2 separate regions of the Homo sapiens genome follow, and region 2 is linked to region 1. Evidence: read pairs that join two places in POLR2A ChIA-PET (ENCODE). Cell type or tissue: MCF 10A. All regions are shown on one strand. Each heading gives the region's core, and the rest is flanking DNA. Links, peaks and the distances in the headings are about the cores only.

What was found. Peaks named below come from ENCODE experiments on the same cell type or tissue, not always from the same donor. Only the 100,000 strongest peaks of a DNase experiment are listed, where the experiment ranks them.
Region 2: POLR2A ChIA-PET joins it to region 1 with 5 read pairs; 3 of 35 experiments call an interaction of 5 or more read pairs at or near these places.

What each region holds. Positions count from the first base shown.
Region 1 is chr5:135,134,448-135,145,532 of GRCh38, reverse strand. All of the region lies in intron 2 of PITX1-AS1 (PITX1 antisense RNA 1), which reads right to left. It overlaps LOC124901072 (a long non-coding RNA gene), which reads right to left. Exons shown (of 2, transcript XR_007058944.1): 1 at 9,233-11,085; 2 at 8,479-8,622. Among named protein-coding and RNA genes, the nearest start is that of EPIST, 100 kb to the right of the region's middle. RefSeq lists enhancers at 9,316-10,198, 10,199-11,081. In MCF 10A, for the core only: no CTCF peak of the experiment used is centred there; DNase peaks (open chromatin) are centred at 3,982, 4,532, 5,502, 9,462 and 3 weaker places.
Region 2 is chr5:135,079,870-135,090,954 of GRCh38, reverse strand. All of the region lies in intron 2 of PITX1-AS1 (PITX1 antisense RNA 1), which reads right to left. Among named protein-coding and RNA genes, the nearest start is that of EPIST, 45 kb to the right of the region's middle. In MCF 10A, for the core only: no CTCF peak of the experiment used is centred there; a DNase peak (open chromatin) is centred at 5,154.

The sequences.
Region 1 (11,085 bases), core at 2,014-10,013:
TTTGAAAGATCTGTATAACTCAGTGAATCAATATTTTCCAAATGACCAATGAATGTTACAAACACAGCCACAGTTAAAATTCTACACCACAACTAACCTTTAAGAATGCACTAATGTTGAGTTCTGGTGTGGTATCAAAGGGTATCTACAATTAACTTAAAAGCTTATTAAAATACTCTTTCCCTCTTCCAACTACACATCTGAACAAAACCAGACTTTCTTCAATACTTTAAATCAAAACATATCACAACAGACTAAAAACAGAAACAGTTGAGAAGACAGCTGTCCTCTATTAAGCTACACATTAGGAAGAATTGCAAAAATATAAAATTATTTTTTCACTAAATGCTTTGTTTTGGGATGTAGTTCTACCTTTTTTTTTTTTTTTTTTTGAGTCTTGCTCTATTGCAAAGGCTGGAGCACAGTGGCAAGATCTTGGCTCACTGCAATCTTCGCCTCCCAGGTTCGAGTGATTCTCATGCCTCAACTTCTCAAGTAGCTGGGATTACTGGCGTGTGCCACCAGGCCCAGCTAATTTTTTGTGTATTTTTAGTAGAGATGGGGTTTCACCATGTTGGCCAGGCTGGTCTTGAACTCCTGGCCTCAAGTGATCCGCCTGCTTCGGCCTCCCAAAGTGCTGGGATTACAGGAATGAACCACTGTACCCAGCCTATATCGACATTTTCATAAAATTATATACTTAACATATAATTATTTTAAATTAATATTCTAAGATTTTCTCAGTATTAATCTCTCTATAGTAAATATCAATAGATAGAATCCACATAAGTTCTTTGGGATTCTCAATGATTTTTAAGAGTGTAAAGATGTCCTGAGGCAAAAGAAGACCTGAAACCAAAATATATTAGAACTGCTGGCATCAAAATAAAATGACAAAAAGATGAAAAAGAGAAAAAGTTAGTGAAGCAATCAATTCAGGAGGTTTAATGTTAAAAAAGAACAACTCCGGAAAAAGAGAAAACAGAGTGCATGAAGAGGGCAACTTTTATCAAATAAATAACACAAATCCCTGGTATTGAAGTCTGGAGATTTAAAAGGAGCTGCACCAAGTGCCCAAAACATTGAATTTAAAAATTCATCTTGAATGATGAAAATGCTATATTTCAATACCCTGGTTATAAAGGATCTATCCTCAAAGTTTCTGGGTGGGGGTGGTGTAGAAATTATCATGTTCCAAACATATGAGAAAAGCTCATCATCACTGGTCATTAGAGAAATGTAAATCAAACCACAATGAGATACCATCTCATGCCAGTTAGAATGGTGATTATTAAAAAGTTAGGAAACAACAGTGCCGGTGAGGCTGTGGAAAAAAATAGGAACGCTTTTACACTGTTGGTGGGAGTGTAAATTGGATCGATTATCATGGAAAACAGTGTGGTGATTCCTCAAGGATCTAGAACCAGAAATGCCATTTGACCCAGCAATCCCATTACTGGGTATATACCCAAAGGATTATAAATCATTCTACTATAAAGACACATGCACATGTATGTTTATTGCAGCACAAGTCACAATAGCAAAGACTTGGAACCAACCCAAATGCCCATCAATGATAGACTGGATAAAGAAAATGTGGCACATATATACCATGAAATACTACGCAGCCATAAAAAAGGATGAGTTCGTGTCCTTTGCAGGGATGAAGCTGGAAGCCATCGTTATCAGCAAACTAACACAGGAACAGAAAACAAAACACTGCACGTTCTCATTCATAAGTGGGAGTTGAACAATGGAACACATGGACACAGGGAGGGGAACATCACACACCAGGGCCTATCAGGGGTGGGGGGCAAGGGGTGGCAGAGCATCAGGAGAAATACCTAATGCATGTGGGGCTTAAAACCTAGATGACAGGTTGATAGGTGCAGCAAACCACCATGGCACATGTATGCCGTGCTTCCTACATAACAAACCTGCACATTCTGCACATGTATCCCAGAACCTAAAGTAAAAATTAAAAAAAAGAAATTATTGCGTTCCAAAGACTGGGACACAGAGAAGCATGCAACTTCTCAACAGTCATGCAGGAGGCTGGAAGACCAGTTTCTAAGTGAAAGTAATTTCAACACAGGACTTTACATTCAGCCAAACTATTAATCAAGTATAAAAGTATAACAGGCTGGGCATGGTGCCTCATGTTGGAATCCCAGCGCTTTGGAAGGCCAAAGCAGGAGGATAACTTAAGGCCAGGAGTTTGAGATCAGCCTGGGCAACCTAGCAAGACCCCATCTCAATGAAAAAAAACTTTAATTAGCTGGATGTGGTGGTGTAAGCCTACAGTCCCAGCTACTTAGGAAGCTGAGGTAGGAGGATGGCTTGAGCTCAGGAGATCGAGGCTGCAGTGAGCTATGATCACACTAATGCACTCCAGCCTGGATGACAGAGCGAGGTCCCATCTCATTAAAAAAGAAAAAAAAAAGTAAAACAGATTTTCAAACATGCAAGATCTCAAAGATTTTGCCTTCCATGGACCCTTTCTTTGGAAGACACTGGAGGATGCACGTCTTGAAAGTGAGGGAGTAAATGGAGAGAGAAAGCCACAGATTTCAGGAAATGGGCGATTCAACAGGGTTCCCCAGATGATGGCGAAGGGAGGACTCAGATGAGTAGCGGGGCCCAGAGAACAACTCCCAACTAGGGAAAAAGGAGACAACTACCTGATGTGTTTGAACATCTTCAGAAAACATCTCCAGTTTAGCCAGAATGGGAGGATAAATAAATAACAGAAAACTAAGCAAATGACAAAATCAGATACTATGCACCTAATTCCAAGGAAAACAAAACATCTTTGAGGAAAATGAAAATGTGATTCCAGTACACTACACAGCTCCACCGTGGGTATTTGCACAGTGAGGCCTGGAGGCAGCTGTGCTTTGGGGAAGGGGGAGTGTGTGGGTATCTATTTGGTCAGAAGAGAACTGGTATGAAAAACTTACTCCCTGTCCTCTATAATTGAAAGTCAATAGATAATAACTAAAATTTAAAAATCAAGAAAAAGGTGAGATAAGTAATCTTTTTAAGAAATATGGTAATCATCAAAAACACTAAAAGGATTTTAAAAAAAACTTAATTTAAAAAAGGATTAAAAAGTTACCGATAGAAAGCAGAAACCAGGCAGGGAGGGCCATGGGCCCAGCGGGGCTGCTGCTTCTCATGAGAAACTTATTGCTGCTGGGCTATGAATATGTACTCCTTTGACAAAAATCAAAAACTACTAGGGCACCAGAGGAGCCTAACTTTCCTCCTCACAGTCTTAGCCTAATAAACATTCAGTGGGTTTTTACTGACTTCTACCCACTAGCCACGGGGCCAGCCAGGACTGAGTAGGAAGCATGGCATGATTGGGAGTGCCGAAGTTCAGGTCTCTCATCTAAAGGCACCACCTGCCTCCTGCAGCTGATACCTGAAGCCACCCAATAAGCCCTGTCGTCATCCTCACCCCTAACTGAACTCCAAATACAGGGCCTGGCTCATAGCGAGTGCCCGGTAAACATGACGTCACCCCAAGACCTAGGCACTATTGTTTATCTTTTTCCGGGCGAGGCTGATGCTCAGAGAGGTCAAGAAATGTGGCCTGCCGTCTAGGCTTACTGAGTTTGCAGGTTTCAACCTAGGTGCTCAGTGTATCTCTCAGAGCCATGTTAAACTTCAGAGCTAGTCCCTGCCTCTCCCTGAGGCTTCCACACCCTCACCCCCAAACCTCAGAGCCACCTGCTCGCCTGACACCCTCAGCATCCCAGGTGCCCTCAACAATTCACGCACATTTGGGAGAAATTGAGGGCATGTCCCACTGGAGCCTCCCCATCGTGACAGGAAAGGGGCAGGACAGGCATCATCACACCTCATGTGACAGAGGAGGAAACTGAGGCCAGAGAGAAGGAGGGGCCTGCCTGAATCATGTAACAGGAACCCAGGTGGCCTGACTCACCTTCTGGCACCCCTTCAGTGATCCTCCAAGTAGGCCCCTCCTTGTCCTATTCTAAGCTCTGGGCTTGGCCTATTTTCAAGGAAGAACCGCCCACAAGTCCCCAAAGTCCAGCTCTGTGTTTACTCTTCAGTGAAAATGGTGGCAAATGTATGCAAAACAGATGCTGTGACACATGGTTTGTTGTCAAGAGCAGAGGTCAGAGGGCAGGAGGACTTGTTTGTAGGGGACAGATTGAGGTCTGATAGCCAAGACATTCAGGGTGGGGAGTCTGCTGGGACCCACAAGCTTTAAGGGAAACATCTGACTTCCCAGAGGGGTACAGAGCTGTTCCTGGAGACCAAGGTGGAGCCAGGGATCAGCAGGTGGGGAGGGCACAGAGGACAGCCAGCATCCCCACGCCAAGTACTGTGTCATGTCTCTGCCCCATACCCCCACAGCAGGCAGCCCAGCTGGGCACAAGGAAGTACCCTACCCCCACCCTTGTTAGAGTCACTGATGCTGGAACCATTCCGCCTGAGCGTCTTCCCCAATGCTGAAGACACGTCATACCCAGGGCTGGACCCAGAGTGGATGCTGGCAGATGCCTGCTGAATGAATCTGCAAATCCACAAAGCCAGGCACTGCTTCATGTGGCAGCAAGCCGGCTCTGCCCATATTATAGGAGGCACCAGCTTCCTTCTCAAAACAAGGAAGTGGTTCCGTGGATATCGTGAATCCTCTTTCATCCTCTGAAAGGCATGAATCACAAGTTCTCAGACCCAGCAAAGTTGTGTAAAGGATTCCCACCAAAGCCCATGCACTTCTCTCTTTCTTGATCAGTTGTCCTCCAAGTGCGATCCCTGGAACACAGAGTCACCTGGGACTTGTTAGAAATGCAAATTTTCAGGACCCACCCGAGACCTAATGAAGCAGAAACTCCAAGGGTGGGTGGGGGCCAGTGATCTTCTTTAACAGGCCCTGCAGGTGGTTCTAAGGCATGCTAGTTTGAAAACCACTGCTCTGAATAAAATCAACCAAAATAATACCCCTTGTGCAAAGCAGGGTTCTTGCTCCAAACAAGTGAAAAATAGCTGATATCCCAGATCACTCATCATTAGCATCAAATCAAATTCCTCCAAAATCAGTTATTCAGCATCTGTTCTACATATATCTGTGTAAACCTACAGAAAAATGTGAGTGCATATAAGATACGACAAAGGGAGGGAAAATAAATGAGTTCACAACTTGTTACAGTTAGGCATGTATGTTTATGTTTGTGTATTTTTCCTACCTATTCACTGAGATCTCAAACTTCCTGAGCGTAGGACTCAGCTTTCCTTGGAACATCGGCCCAGTCCTAGGGACTTTGCAGAGAGGGTGGCTCAGTCCACTCTAGGGGACCCAGCAGAGTTCAAATCCAGCCCCTGACCCCAGGGGCTCACACCAAGTCTTGTCTGAAAACTCCTCCAGAGGATGTACGACTCTTCCCTCCTCAACATTTCTTGCTACACTCCTTTGCCCTCTTCCCACTCAATGAGTCATATCACATACCCTGTTATTGTGAAATCCCAGAGCATATTTCTCCTGTTCCACTTTCCATCCACAGCCTCTGATTGGGCCTGTGCACCTGGCTCCTCCCACCTCTCTTCCCTGACCGACCTCTCCCCATCAGCTTCAAGAAGCTCGTCATTCAGGGTGCTTCACTGTCCTAGGGTCCCGCATTGTATGTCCTTGTTCCCATTTCACACTCTAATCCATTACAAGCCCATGGGAAGTTGAGGAAGAGTTGGCCCCCTGCCTGTGTTTTCCAAGTGGGTCCCCCCAGGAGCATGCCACAGGCAATCCCAGCTGGAGACCTGCGCCTGCACCATGGACCCCTCTGAAAGCCTCATGAAAGCATTCCAGGATGTAATAAACCCGTCAGGCCCTGGCTAATTTATATCGAAGCAGATGATTTCCCATTTTTTAGAATGTAAATGTTTAGATTGCAGCATTCCCCTGCCTCGGCATCTGAGGTCCTGGCACGTAAGTGATGAAATCGGCCACTTTTCCAGATGGATCCTTAGATGGAAGAGCCACCATGCCAGCATCCACCCACGGGAAGGATCCAGCTCTCAACAGGCACATGTACAAACCCCACACCAAAGTCAGTATACCAGCATTTGCTTAATGTCAAGAAGTCTCATCTGGCTTTCGCAGAGGATGGGAGGAGAAATAGAGCTTTCAAAGGCAGGGCTTCAGAGCAGAGACAGCAACTGAGATTAGCTAGGTATTCCAAGATCTCTTTCCTTTTATGCTTCTTTGCAAAAAGTTCCTCATTTACTCTGGCCTCAGATACATGTTATTAGATCTCTGTGTTGTATAAACAGGCAAGAGGAGTAGATTAGTGGAAATAAATATAACACAACCCAAGAAAACAGTTCAGCTTGGCCAGTCGAGCCCTGCACATCCCACTGTTCACTCTGTCCTGGGCTGTGTGCATTGACCCATGAGACCCTGCCACCAAACACCATGGGTGGCCCATCCATGAGGCAGCCTCCACCAAGGGAGCTCCTAGCCCAGGGAACCACAGATGTCTTCTTGGGTTCCAGGCACAGGAAAACCAGTTTCCCAAGACCAAGGGAACTCAGAAATGGCCCCTGTAATGAACCACTAGCATCCAAGGGCTCCAACTACTTCAACCAAAATACACCCATTGTCCTGGCACCATTTTCTATAGACAAGTGCCAATTCATGCACAATGTGAGCCCTACAAGCCACTCAGCCTTTTAGTTTCTTCACTGGCCAAATGAAGCTATCCTCTCCATCTCCTGACAATGATGGGAGAAGTCCAGATATGCTGCAAGGAAAGCTTGAGGGTCCTAAAAGGAACTCTAGGCTCAGATGGCTGCTTCACCCATCAAGAAGGCAACAGAATGCGGTACTTGGGCTTGGAAGTGAGTCACACTGCTGAGTTACAGTACACTGCCTCTAGGCTATATGTCTTTGGGCAAGTCACCTCACCTCTCTGAGCCTGACTTTCTTTATCAATAAGATAGAGATAATATAGTATCCATCTCTTAGGTTGTTATCAATAATTAACATGTATTGAGTATTTACTATCCTAATCCAGGTCAGATCATCTGAGAGCAGACTTCCTGCCTGGCCAAATGATCCACTCTCTTGAGCTCTGGATGGTGCCAGATGGTGCCAGGCAGCATTTGAGCAATATTTTCCAACATGAGACCTGCAGTGCATGGCTGAGCTGGGAGGAGGGCAGACACGAACCAGACCTGCTCCTTCATTTAAGCAACAGGCTCTGATTCACCTAGAGGGCCAGGATTCAGCCCGCGGCTCTCAGCTCCAGGCCTGTGCCACCCTTATCAGGAGTAGTAATGCTAGAAGGTTGGTAAAACAATCACTATGATCTGCACAACCAAGGTACCCCACCTGTCCTCAGGACCTATGGAAAAAACAGGAATCAAGGCAAGTTTGGGCTGCCCATTTACAGACACAGCACCTGAGCTTCTCTGAATCACCTGAGGGCAAGATTTTCAGGCAAATGCTCAAAAGCCCCTCAAGTTCCATCTCAGCTTTTCCCCAGGTCTGAAGCTCACTGGCAGCCTCAAGGAACTGAAAGGCTCACATCCACCTCTGCAGGATGACAAATCCAATGTCCCCTCCAGCCCTGAGGCTGGCGAGGACACCAGAGCAGCCATCTCCTGACTCAAGTCTCTGCAAACCAAGCCTTGTCCAGCTTCCCACTCAGGCTCATTCCCTCCTAATTCTGAGTCAAGGGGGAAATGCTGTGAGAATTAGCAAGGACCCCTTCTGGAGCCCCAGCCCCTCATTTGCAAACAGTTAGGGGCTTTCTCCCTTCCTTCCAGTATGACTGCCCCAAACATCTCCCGGCCACGGAAAATCCCTGCCTACTCCACCACTGGGCAGCCTGGCTAGAGATTTTATTCCATTAATTTTCATCCTGATAATTAGAAGCAGCTCTCCTCCCTGCTTCTGTAGGGTTTAATGAGCTACATAACGTCACATTTCCCACTGAGGCTGCTTAAACCTGCATTTCACTCCAGGGACGCTGCCACCCCATCCTGCCCTATCCCAAGCTACCCCAGGCCCTGACGGCAGCCAGTTCTTCTTCCTCTCTGGGGTCAAGCCTCCTCAGAGCAGGGCCCGGAGCTCCAGCCTCCACAGGGGCCTCTGACAAACCCCTTGGTAGAAAGCAGAATTGAATCATCTTTGGACCCATGTCCACATTATGGGTAATAAAGGCCTTTGTGTGCCTATAAAGCAAAATTCCTGCAAAGCCTTTCCATCTCAACATGCCACGTGCAACAAAATGAGTGCTGCTCGCACACGGCCCTTACACGTGCCAGGGTCTACCCACACGCGCTGCGACCAGGTGATACCTGCACCCACCTGACCTATGTATGCATGGGGTGCCAATCCCAGCCCTGGGACCTACCAGCTAACATGAGCCCATCACTTCATCTCACTGAGCCCTATTTTCCTGCTCTGGAACATGGGATAACAGAAGCACTTAATTCACCAGACTGTTACAAAAGTCCAACTTGCATTTTATTCATTCATTCAATTATTGAACAAACACCTGGTGAGTTCCTACCCTGTGCCATGCATGTTCTGCACACAGGAGATACCACACTGATTGTCAAGATCCATGCCACCACAGTGCTTCCATCCTAGAGGGAGGAAACACACACAAAACATGGAAAGAATGAATGAACTTAAATCTGAGATAATGAAGACAATGAGACCAGGGCCAAAGTAGTGTTGTGGGCGGGGGAGGGGGGAGGGGTGCTACTCCAGAGTGAGGATTAGGGTCATATGAGTTTATGCATGTGAGCACAGTATGGCTAGAACAGATATCTACTATAATAGTGTACTATTATGGTGTAGATGAGGTGCTATCCTGCATCACAGCACAACTAGGCTTACTGAATTGTGAGGTGCCTGCAAGACCCAAAAACTCGGGATGCCTCATGGGAGCTGATGGCATGCCTAGAGCTTTGCTGCTGCCACTTCATTATCTGGAATGATTTCTGGGGGGCTTATCCCAGAGGTAGATTATACTCCTCCCACCTCTACCACTGCCACCAAGTCCTCCTGCCTCCGCTCAGGGCGAGTCTGTAGGATCCCCAGTCCCTTCCCTGGTGATCTGTAAGGGCCAGGCCCATGCCTGTCCTGCTCAATGACCAGCACACAGCAGGTGCTCTGCACAAGTGAAGGAGCTGAGCTTGAATCAGGTGGTGCTGCAAGTGTGACCCAGCTCAGCCCCCAAAACAGACCTACCCCAGATGCAGGGTCCGAGGAAGGAAGCCACATTTTGTCCAGAACAACTGTAATATCCAGATAGGGCAAGAGACTCATGCCACGTCATATGCTGGTCGCAGTGCCAAGTCCCTTCTGGCTCCCCTTTCAATAATCTCGATTACTTCTGGCCCATCTTTCTTGTTGAGTCGAGCGCCACCCCCCTCCCACCCATTTCCCGCTCTGCCAAGACCGTGTCATCCACCTCAATAGCCAGCTCTGACGTTCCTCCAGCTCACCACACCCCGGCAATCAGGGCAGTGAGCCAGACCCACTAACCCCATGCAGCAGCTGATGCAACAGAGGTAGAGCAAGGTCACCAAGGAGCCACACCAGTGTGCAGTGTGTCCCAAGAGAGATGCTTCGGCCCATCTGTACCTCATCTCCTGCAGCATCAGGCAGGTCCATCTGACCCTGAGTGGACAGACTGGCCCTCCACTCCATGTCTGGCCATGGGCTGAGCAGCATGACGGGCCTGGGGACAAAGCAGCACTGCTCCTGCTGTCAGTGGAGGGAAGATGGCGATTGTGCCTTCATTTGGCAGACATCCTAGATCAACATCACAGGGTCGCTCTGCCAGAGGAAGTCATGCACAGCAAGAGTTACCTGTGAACAGGCCAGGAGAGAGCGTAAAAGGTGCACAGGTGGAAAGAAAGGAGCATATTTAGGAGGCAGGGGTGTCTAGGCTGGTGGGAGGGGGTTAAAGGTGGGATTGGCACCCCATGCATACACAGGTCAGGCAGGTGCAGGCATCACCTGGTCGCAGTGCGTGTGGGTAGACCCTGGCACGTGTAAGGGCCATGTGCAAGCAGCATTCCATTGCACATGGCATGTTGAGATGGAAAGGCTTTGCAGGAATTTGGGGGCCACCAACAATGCTGGCCCCAGCCTGACAATGCTGACAAGGGCTGAGCTGGGTGTAGCAGGTCAGGATGCAGCCACCCAACAGTTAACCCAGAGTGAATCAGGCAGGGGACAACAGTACAGCAGCACAGCAAGATGGGAGAAGCCTGTCCTGAAGCCACAGCAGAACTGAGTCCCAAGAGTCAAGCGCAGCAGCCTTCACAGAGCCTGGGGCATGGGACGTGTGGTGGCACTGAGCCACAGGGATACTATCCTGTGCCAGCCGCCTGCTGTGTTGGGACACTCTTCCTCTCCTGCCCTAGTGACCACTCAGAAACCCAGAGCCGGGGCAGGACTGCAGCTGGTCATCCATTTGCCAGGGGGACCCCCAGCTCAGTGGGGAGAATAGGGTGGCCACTTCCCTGAGGAAACCCCACCAGGGCACGGGAGAGTGGATCTTCTAAAGGGTGCAGGGCCACGACATGGCATGGCATGGCCCTGCCCAGGTTGCCCAACCTGCTGCAGAGGACAGAGAACAAGCACTGTCACACCCTGTGTGGGTTGGGCACCCTTCCTCTCCAATCTCCAGTGCTCTGGGCAGTTTGACAAAGCTGCCTAGCCCCAATTTTCAATGAGGTGAGGCCTCGTGTGTCAGGGCACAGGCACCCATCAGGGCTGGACCCTCAGACCACACCCCTATCATCTGGCAAACACCTGGAGCCCTTTGGCAGCCACCTCAGGTCACAGCTGCTCTAGACGCCAGTCTGCAGGGTCCCAAAAAAACTCTAACAACTAACTGGAAAAACCTACACCTGCCCTTTGTTTCTGGAATGGAACGGCTGGGGTCAAGCCACCCCTGCTAACACACCCCCAGAGATGGGAGGTGTGTTAGCTGGAACGAGGGACCAGAGAGCTGACAGAGGAGAGATGGGAGGTGGCCCCAAGGTGGCCAGGCCTATGGATGGACACTCTGATAGGCAGAGGTTCCTCCT
Region 2 (11,085 bases), core at 1,145-9,144, 54 kb after region 1:
CATTAATCTGACAATAATAAACCAGCATTTCAAGCTGCTTTTTATACCCCCAGGAACTAGAGGATCTGAAAACACATAGGGGTGAAAAGTGCACTGTTTCTAACTCACATCTTCTCAGGACCTGCCTTCTATCCATTGCCTTCTGATGTATGTTTTGCAGAGGTTAATATCAATAGATATTAGCTAAATGAATATATGAATGAATAAACAACCTTAAAGCAAGCCAGTCTCAAGCAGTTGATTTATTTCACATTGGTAGAATTTTAAAAGATTAGCAAATGTTCCAAGAAATGACTGTTACTGTTGGATGGCAGATGTGTTTTAATCTGTGATGACAGTTTGTCTTGTATTATAACCTGACATACCTTTTCCAACCAGGCATTGACTGGGTGCTGCAGTTTTCTGAAGACATCTCATTGCCCACTGCAACCAGATAGTCCTGACCCACTACAATTCAAAGCTGTTTCTTGGAGCTCAGCCCCACACAGCCCATCACCACCCAGGTACTTCAGACACCCTGTCTTCTTTTTTGTTTTGAATTAAAGCAAAACACTTATCATTTTAATTAGTAGTATGTATTTTTGTAAGAATGTCAAATGATACCAAAGTAAATGAAGTATACTGTGACAGCTCCAACCCCAGCCTGAGCACGGTGGACAGACAGGGAGGCCTCCTCCTTTCTTCTCAGGAGACCCTATGGCCTTCAACACTCTGCTGGCTCATTTGAAGTCACTGAGTACTTAACAGCTAGCACAATTCAGTTCCACCTGCAACTACCGAGAACGCAGGGGTCAACAGGTGCTGGGTGGCCCTCCATACCACTGTCCTCAACACCAAGACATCTCTGCCTGACTCCCCACAGCCACCTCTCCCCCATTCAAACCATCTCACTTATGGGACCTTATCATCTTTCTTCAACTTTTTTTTAACATTGACAGCAACTATAACAACACACCTGTTGGCCATTTGTCTGTCCTCTTTTGAGAGATGTCTGTTCTGGTATTTTGCCAGTTTTTAATTGGATTAGTTGGTTCTTTGAGTTCCTTGTATATTCTGGATATTAATCCTTTGTCAGATGAATAGCGTATTAGTCTCTTCTCATGCTGCTAACAGAGACATACCCAAGACTGGGTAATTTATAAAGGAAAGAAGTTTAATTGACTCACAGTTCAGCATGGCTGGAGAGGCCTCAGGAAACTTACAATCATGGCAGAAGGGGAAGCAAACACATCCTTCTTCACATGGCAGCATGAAGAAGTGCCGAGCAAAGGGGAAAAAGCCCCTTATAAAAACATCAGATCTCGTGAGAACTCACTATCAGGAGAAAAGCATGAAGGTAACCACCCCCATGATTCAATTACCTCCCACCAGGTCCCTCCCACTACACATGGGGATTATGGGAACTACAATTCGAGATGATATTTGGGTGGGGACACAGCCAAACCATATCAAATAGATTGCAAATATTTTCTTCCATTCTTCTGATTGTCCCTTTACTTTGTTGATTGCTTCCTTTGTGGTGCAGAAGCTTTTTAGTTTTATATAATCCTATTTGTGTATTTTTACTTTTATTGACTGTGCTTTTCAGGTCTTCTACATATGTCCAACAGGTATATGAAAAACTGCTCAACATCACTAGCCATCAGGGAAATACAAATCAAAACCACAATGAGATATCAACTCACCCCAGTTAGAATGGCTATTATCCAAAAGACAAAAGATAATAAGTGTTGGCAAGGATGTGGAGAAGGGGGAATTCTTATACATTGTTGGTGGGAATATAAATTAGTACAGCCATTATGGACGACAGTATGGCAATTCCTCAAAAAACTAAAAATAGAACTACCGTATGCTCCAACAATCCCTCTTCTGGGAATATATCCAAAGGGAGAAAGATCAGTGTATCAAAGACATACTTGCATCTCCATGTTTATTGCAGCATTATTCACAATAACCAAGATATGGAATCAACCTAAGTGTCCATCAATGGACACAGGGAAAATGTGATATATATCCACAATGGAATACTTTCCAGTCATAAAAGAGAATGAAATCCTGTCATTCAAAGCGACATGGATAAGCTTGGAGGACATTATGTTAAGTGAAATAAGCCAGGCTAGGAAAGACAAATACCACATGTTCGCATTCATATGGAGAAGCTAAAAACGCTGATTCCCTAGAAGTAGAGAGTAGAATAGTGGTTATTAGAGGCTGGGAGGTGGGGGAGCAGGAGATAGAGGTTGATGAATAGATACAAAATTACAGCTAGACAGGAGGAATAAGTTCCCATGTTCTAAGCACCATAAGGTGACTATAATTAATAACAATTTATTGCATACTTTCCAATAGCTAGAAGAGGAGACTTTGTTCCCAATGCAAAGAAATGATACACGTTTGACGTGATGAATATGCTAATTGCCCTGATTTGTTACTTATTGTATGTGTATATCAAAATATCATACTGTACCCCATAAATATGTATAATTATTATGTCAATTAAAAATAATAATAAAAGCAAAAAAAACTAGCAACACACCTCACTTCTCAATACTGATAAGAGTTCTCCATCCCCAGAAGGAGTTCTTCTATCCCTCCAACACCCAGCCCCTACCTGCTTTTTCAGACTGAGTCTCCTATTTCACTTCTGCACATCATCTGAACATCCCCTGGTCCCTTCTACAAGTCCCCACTTTCCTGTCTTCTTAAAATTGCTCAAGACTATCCCCCTGGAAGTCTTCTCCACCCCAACTTTGCAGGACCAAATCACTTCCTCATATTCTAAGCCTTACCCCATAGGCCACCTCCCTCATGAAGCCTTGCCTGATGCTACCAGCTGGAAGCAATGATTGATTGCTAAGCAAACTTGACCCTGGAGTGAGGCTCCTGAGACAGCCATGCTCTCTCACCTGGCCTGCACCATGCTCCTGGCCAATTCAGGCGCTGTGGCTGGTGCCCCAGCATAAGGTTCTGGACCAAGATGACTGATCCCTCTACAACTCCCCTTGCATGCTGGGTCCTCACTGTCAGAGTGGACTCTCCTAGCCAGGCACTGCTGGGGGTTAAAGGAAAAAGGCATCTAAAATCTTAGCCCAAAGCCCTATCCAAGGGACTCAACAGAATATGGCTTAACGTGGCCAATTTTTGTTCCTCTGAACAGCAAATGGATGCATTGAGCCTCCCTCTCTGCCAAAAGCTAAAGCCAAGTCCACAAGTCCACATTGTCCACAGACTGGCAGGAACAGGGGCCAAAAAGGGGGAGAGTTAGGCTGCCCCATACCCTGTAAGGTCCTAGAACACCACCCACACCTAAATAGCTTAAATTGGGTTTGGTGTGCCTTGAATTTCAGCTTGTACTCCAAAGTTCTAGTACCCCGAGGGATACTGGTCTAATGAGGCAGCCCTCAGGCTGATGGTCAGAACACCATCCCTGAGAGAAGTGAGTTTGTCAAACAATCCAGTCATGGGGCAGAGCCTAGAGGCTGGGACAACCCTCCTCCCCTCAGCCAGTGCCCAGGATCTGCCAGCATCCATGAGGTGAGCCTAACCCCATGCAGCAAAATTCATCTTTCTGGGGCAAGTCCCTCCTTGCTTCTGCTTGCTCTTGCCTACTCTACCTCCAGCCCCTTCAACCTAACTTCAGCTGGAGCTATGCAAGAGCATCTACTACACACATGTGCACACGCCCCACAGGTAGACAGACACAGGTGAGCCGTGGCAGCCTCCTGGGCAGGACCACCCTTTGCCCAGGTGGGGCTGGTCCAGGTGACTCAAGAGCAACAGCTTAGGGGGAAGAGCCAGAGGTAGGCAAGCAGATAGGGGTGACTCCCACGATGGTGACTCCCATTGCTCTGTCCAGACCTCTCTACTGAGCCCCACCCAAAGGCCCACTCCTCACCTCCTACTGGATGAACCTCAAACATGGCTCATCAAAATGGAACTCATTTGTCTCCCTTCCAGACCAGCTCCTCCACCAGCACCTCCAACTCTGGAGTGGCTCTGCCCTCATGCAAGCCCCTCCTCCTCCCTCTCCTTTAGCATCCATCCCATTGGCAAGTCCTGCCCCTCCTACCCTGGTTCTCTTCATGCCCCTGACACTGCTCCCACCAGGATCCCAGCAAGAGTGACTGAACCAGTTCCCCCTTCTAGACCCTTCTTCCACACAGTGGCCACGGTGATCTTCAAATGCAAATCTGACCCAATGTGCCTATAACCAAAGCCCCCTCCAGGTACAGTCCCCTGGGTAGCTCATGGGGGCTGCAGCTCCAGCCCCTCTCACCTGCCCCACCCAGCTCTCACTCCTCCTCCTTTCACTCTCTTCTCCAGCCACGCTGACCTTCCCTGCACCGCCCCCATCATAAGGCCTCTGCACATGCTCTTCCCCTGCCACAGTCACTCTTCCCAGCCCCTTGGCCTAGCCCGCAGTCTTCGTGCTTCAGGTCTACTTTCATGCAGGACGACGCCTCCCTGACCACACTACTCCGTGCCCAGCCCCGCATGCCACCCTGCTCATCCCTCCATCCCCCTCACTGCACCACCCAGTACCAGAGAGCCCATCCCATCCTCAGAGAACTTTCTACTGGACTGTGAGCTCCCTGAGGGCAGGCATTGGACTCTGCCCTGCTCCTCACCGCTACCCCATGCCTGGTTGACAGCAGGAAGCTGTGTGGGGGCTGAACAAGTGAAGGAGCCACTGACGGGGCAGGAAGTGGAGGTGGGCAAGCACTGTGAGGGCTGAGGCCTGTCCACTGTGTGTAGGGGATGCCCCTCAATGCCCCGGGACATTCCCTCCCCGGGGCTGGTCACTGGGGGAAGACATCCCCTCTGGGGATGCACCACGGGGCTGGTGCAGGAAAGGGAGGTGAACCATGAGACAGGAAGGTTCTCCAGCCGGGCCCCAGCCCGGAGTCAGGAGCACACAGCGCAGGCAGGTCCAGTCTCCCCTCAGCTGCCCACAGCCCCGTCCAACCCACTAGGAAAATATTCTGCACAGAGGACACTCCTAGAGGAGGAGGAGGCTGTGCTCACACAACATGGCCTTGCCTCTGGGGGTCAATGCCTTGTGTCTGACCCAAACCCAAACCAACCAACCCGGCCTGCCCCAGAGCTTCCTGCTCTGGATTTCTGGGCTTCTCCTGCTCCTTCAGGTTCCACCCAAATTCCTTAGGTCTGACTATTCCCTGAGTCTATCAGGGCACAAGTCAGGGAAGTAGGGCTGAGAGGTAAAGCACAAGTCACAGACTCAATGCCCCCTCCCCACGGACCAGACCCCAGCCCCCTACCTAGAGCCCCCACAGCTGAGTGGTCCTCCCATGACTCAGGGATGCCCCTCCCCAGCCAGAGACCCTGGGGTGGGCTGGAGGGTAACATCAGCCCAACGGTCAAGGGCAAAGTGCCAGCTCCACTTGCCACGGTATTATTAAAAGTCAACTGTCTCCCAGGGTGGTGGTTACATGGTGTTTACTTTATAATAATTTGTTAAACTGAATATTTTCTATATGTGTTATATTTCACAATTTTGCAAAGTTTTTTTTTTTTTTTTTTAAGGCAACTGCCTTCATGGAATGCAAACCCTTGTGAATGCCAAAACTCAGGCCAATGCCAGAACTACCCACCAGGCTTCAGGCACTGATGGAGCCATGTGTGGAGCCACCTAAGAGGGCCACACTGCCCTCGGGGCCTGTCACTGCAGGCCAGTGCTAATGAGGGAGGAGGCTGTGCTGACTCCCAATTAAGCGACTTTGCTCCAAGGAATCAGAGAAATCTGGGAGGGTGGCACACACTGCTCTCTGGACTACCCCACCCTCACCCCATGCCTCTGCCCACTATCCACACAGCCTCTGGACCCCAGAGACCCATGACACCCAGGCAGCAAAGCCAGGGATGAAGTGGGGTCTGAGGCCTCCCTTCTGAAAGAGAAAAAGCTGCACAGAAAGCCAACAGTTCACAGGGGCATCACACTGGCCACAGACACACAGAAAAAGGCTTAGCCCTGCTATTCAAAGAAAGGCGAGTCAAAGCACCATCAGATACCATTTCACCCAACTAACTGGCAACAACTAAAAAGAGCGGTAAAGGCAGGAGCAGGAAAGGAGAAAAGCCCTCTCACTCGCCGAGGAATGGAGTACACGCTGGCCCACCTCTCTCGAGAGCAATCTGACACTATCCTAGCCAAGCATGCCCATCCAGCAATCCCACTTCAAGAAAATGCCTAAGGAGACAAAAGGACAGGTTTGCAAAGATGTGGGTACACTCATATTCAGAGTAGCAAAAAGTCGAAAGTATCCTAAATGTTCATTAATAAGAGACTAGGCATGTAAGTTATGGTATGATAGAACATTCTGCTCCTTATTCAAAAGAAAGTAGTAGCTCCTTAAATACCATTGAAAGACATCCAAGACTTGGTGTTGGGGGAAAAGACTGGTTACAGAACATTGTAGTGTAATGTGATCTCATGTATATTTGCAAAGTGTGTGTGTTTATATACGTGAGTATTTATTTCAGCATACACATGCATATAATTCACAAAGGCAAAACTATCTGGAAGGATAAATACTTAAGAGTAGCTATGGAGAGGGCATATTATGAGGGAAGTTCACTTGCTCTGGATGGTTTTGATTTTTATAATGACCATGTACTATCAAAGAAGTGATAAAGACATCCCATTAAAGTAAAGCACTATGTACCCCCAAAAGGCCTAAATCCACAAGGATAGGAAGAACATAAGAGAAAACCATAGCAACAAAATGTTGGAAACTGGAAAGCAGATGGATGAGGGGAACTGACTTAACAGACCTAAGTAAACTAAATCCTAAGTCAGCAGTGAAGAAAGCCAAAAAGCCACCTGACATTTGCCATAGAATTATACAAAGCCTTAGGAATTAGAGGCACCAGAGACCTGTGGGAGGAGGGGTTGAGAACAGGAGGGCCGGCTGAAAGCCCTTATCATCAGCCTTTAGAGGTACAGGTACCCTCTCCAACTCCCTGCAGCCAAGTGACTGCCCCCCTCCCTGCTGATAGAAGACTGGAGGATTTTCTGGGAAGAGTTAAACAGAAGGACTCTGGTTTGGGGGACACCAAGGACAGATGAGAGGTAAAGTACCATACTGAAAACAGAGGAAGTGAGTGAAAGTTTACATTCTGAATGTCAAGGCCCCCTTGACTTTTTCCCCCATCAGATTCACATAAGGCTGGCAGCTAGGTGAATGTCCTTAAATCTGCAGAATGGGAGGGGGCTTCTCTGAGTCCTCCAGCCAGTCCTAGAAAAAAGAGTTAGAAGTTCCCCCAAAAAGATTGCTGTTCTGTGAACAACACAAACACAGTGTTCCAACCAGTTTGTTAGTGAATATGAAAGCACAGGCAAGAAATACGAGACACCATCTCACACCAGTTAGAATGGCAATCATTAAAAAGTCAGGAAACAACAGGTGCTGGAGAGGATGTGGAGAAATAGGAACACTTTTACACGGTTGGTGGAACTGTAAACTAGTTCAACCATTGTGGAGGTCAGTGTGGCGATTCCTCAGGGATCTAGAACTAGAAATACCATTTGACCCAGCCATCCCATTACTGGGTATATACCCAAAGGACTGTAAATCATGCTGCTATAAAGACACATGCACACGTATGTTTATTGCGGCATTATTCACAATAGCAAAGACTTGGAACCAACCCAAATGTCCAACAATGATAGACTGGATTAAGAAAATGTGGCACATATACACCATGGAATACTATGCAGCCATAAAAAATGATGAGTTCATGTCCTTTGTACGGACATGGATGAAATTGGAAATCATCATTCTCAGTAAACTATCACAAGAACAAAAAACCAAACACCGCATATTCTCACTCATAGGTGGGAATTGAACAATGAGATCACATGGACACAGGAAGGGGAACATCACACTCTGGGGACTGTTGTGGGGTTGGGGGAGGGGGGAGGGATAGCAGTGGGAGATATACCTAATGCTAGATGACGAGTTAGTGGGTGCAGCACACCAGCACGGCACATGTATACATATGTAACTAACCTGCACAGTGTGCACATGTACCCTAAAACTTAAAGTATAATAATAAAAAAATTAATTAATTAATTAAAAAAAGAAATACGAGACATTAGAAGAAATTATCTAATATGAAAGAGAACAAAGGAAACAGAATAACAAAGCTATTTGGAGGAAAGATTCAATGCAAGAAGACAAAACTTTAAAGAATAGTGAATGCAATGAGAAATGATCTTGCTTCCATGAAACAAGATAGGATGCTACAAGGCAACAACATCATTCAGAGAACCAAAAAGAGTTCTTGGAAATTAAAAATATGATAGCAGAAATGAAAAACTCAGTAAGGGGGATAAAAGATAGTGTTGAAAGACTCTCCCAGAAAGAACAGTAAAAAGAAAATTAGAGGACTATGCTAAGAAGTCCAATATCCAAACAATCAGATATATCAATTATTGCCACAAAAATTCTTAATAACAACAATATCACAGTGGCTTACAACAACAAGCATTTATTGCTCATGTATCCAGATGTCTGCTTACGTTGGCTGCTCCACCTGTCTCTCATACCTTCCTGGAACCAGTGGACTAACCTGGGCATGTTCCTCTCATGGCAATGGGGGCAGGCAAGAGCAAGCAAGCTCAGTCACCTTCAGTGGCTTTCAGTCCTCTACTTGTATTGATTACCAACATCCCCTTGGCCCAAAGCAAGACATATGGCTGAGCCCAGAGTCAGAGTAGTCAAAGTTACATGGCAATGGGCATGGAGACAAGGAACAGGTTGTTTTTACAACCTGCCACATAAGAGTTCAAAAAGGGAGGCAGAAAATAGAAAGGACAGGAAGATAGATAGATACATAATTCTAGTAGATTTCCTAAAACTAAAGGACATGAGTTTCCCAACTGAATAGCCCACTGAGTGCCTAGCAATGAAACAAAATAGAATTATATCAAAATCATACCAAATGTCAGTTTCAGAACATTGGGAACTGATATGATTTGGCTCTGTATCCTCACCCAAATCTCATCTCGAATTGTAATCCCCACACGTCAAGGGAGGGACCTGATGGGAGGTGACTGGATCATGGGGGTGGTTTCCCCCATGCTGTTCTTGTAATAGTGAGTTCTGATGGTTTTATAAGTGTTTGGCAGATCCTCCATCACAAGCTCTCCTCTCTTCTACCACCTAGTGAAGAAGGTACTTGCTTCTCCTTCGCCTTCTGCCATGATTGTAAGTTTCCTGAGGCCTCCCCAGCCATGTGGAACTGTGAGTCAATTAAACCTTCTTTCTTTATAAATTACTCAGTCTCTGGCAGTTCTTTATAGCAGGGTGAAAACGGACTAATATGGGTCCAAAAAAAAAAGGTCCTAAAAGCCTCTAGAGAGAAAATAATGACAGGTTTCACACAAAAGATCATGAATCAAAATGGCATGAGAATTTTCAACACCCACATCAAAAGCTAGTAGGTAATGGAGAAAACCTTCAAAATTCTTAAGGAAAATTACTTCCAAATTGGAATTCTATACCCAGCCAAACTATCAAATTAAGTGTGATAGGAAAGTAAAGAGTTTATAACATGTAAGTGCCTTTAAAAACATTACCCGCAACACACTCTTTCTTGGGAATCCACAGGGAGTATGCTCTGACAAATGAGGGAGTAAACCAAGCAGGAAAGCATGGGATTCAAGAGACAGGAAATCCTACTTGGAAGATAAATAAAACTAATTCCCAGGATAATGGTGAAGGAACATCTCAGGAATACATATGTACACCCAGCATAGAGGGCAACCAGCCCAGACCAGAGCAAGTCTGAATGTTCCAGGAGAGATTTTTCTCAGAAACATTAACCTAGTAAATACCTAATGCATCTAAATACATTGAGAGGAGACTTATACAACCAGAGAACAGTGTGCAAACAAAATAATGACAAATACACAGAAAACTAAGCACATAACAATAATTATTAACTGTGGGGGAACAAAACATTGTGTAGCCAAAAGAAAATGCTCATAGTCTAATATGACATAGCCCAAATAACTGATTTATCAAAACACAGAACCCTTTGGGGAGCACAGGGGAGTATCATGAGGGCATGGGATGGAGCATGTGGGTGAGGAGTATAAAAGAAAGCCGGAGGCTAATCTCCCACAGTGAGAAGTCAATAGATAATGCTCAAAACTGAACAATTTTTTTTTTTTTTGTATTTTTAGTAGAGACGGGATTTCACCATGTTGGTCAGGCTGGTCTCAAACTCCTGACCTTAGGTGATCCGCCCACCTCGGCCTCCCAAAGTGCTGGGATTACAGGCATGAGCCACTGTGCCCAGCCTCAAAACTGAACAATTTAAAAGAAACAATACAAACATGTTTTATAGAGTTATAAAAGTAAATACTCTTAAAAATCAGCTAGAAGGATTGAAATTGCTTTTCTCTGGGAAGTAGAAAATAGAGGTAGATGACTTGTGTAAAAGTGTATGGCACCTCCCCCATCTCTCTCTTCCTCCTGCTCTGACCATGGAAGATGAGCCTGCTTCCCTTTCCCCTTCCGCCATGATTGTAAGTTTCCTGAGCCCTCCTCAGAAGCCGAGCAAATGGCCAGCACCATGCTTCCTGTCAGCCTGCATAACCATGAGCCAATGTAGCCTCTTTTCTTTATAAGTTACCCAGTCTCAGGTATTTCTTTATAGCAGTGTGAAAACAGACTAATACGTTGTTCTCCAAATATTTATTGAGCACTTAACTATATTAGTCACTATATTATTTGGACTTTTTACAGTGAGTATCAGCAGAAAAAAATAAAGTTTTAGAAATTTAAGAAAATAAATGCTAAAATAACTAATTCCAACATGTTTTCATTTTAAAAAATAAAATGTCACCCAGAGGACACATGAGGAGGTGTGGCCCCATCAACCCCAGGCTAGGGAGGGACCATTCCAGAAAGCTGAAAGCCTGTGAGTAGGTCCTCTGCCTGCTTCCTGAGCTAGAAGCCTTGGCCACGCTTGCTGGTGGGCACGTCTGGCCCTGCAGGATCTGCCCCATGGGAAACAGGACTCTCCCTGGTATGATATGATTGTGCTCCAGAGGCT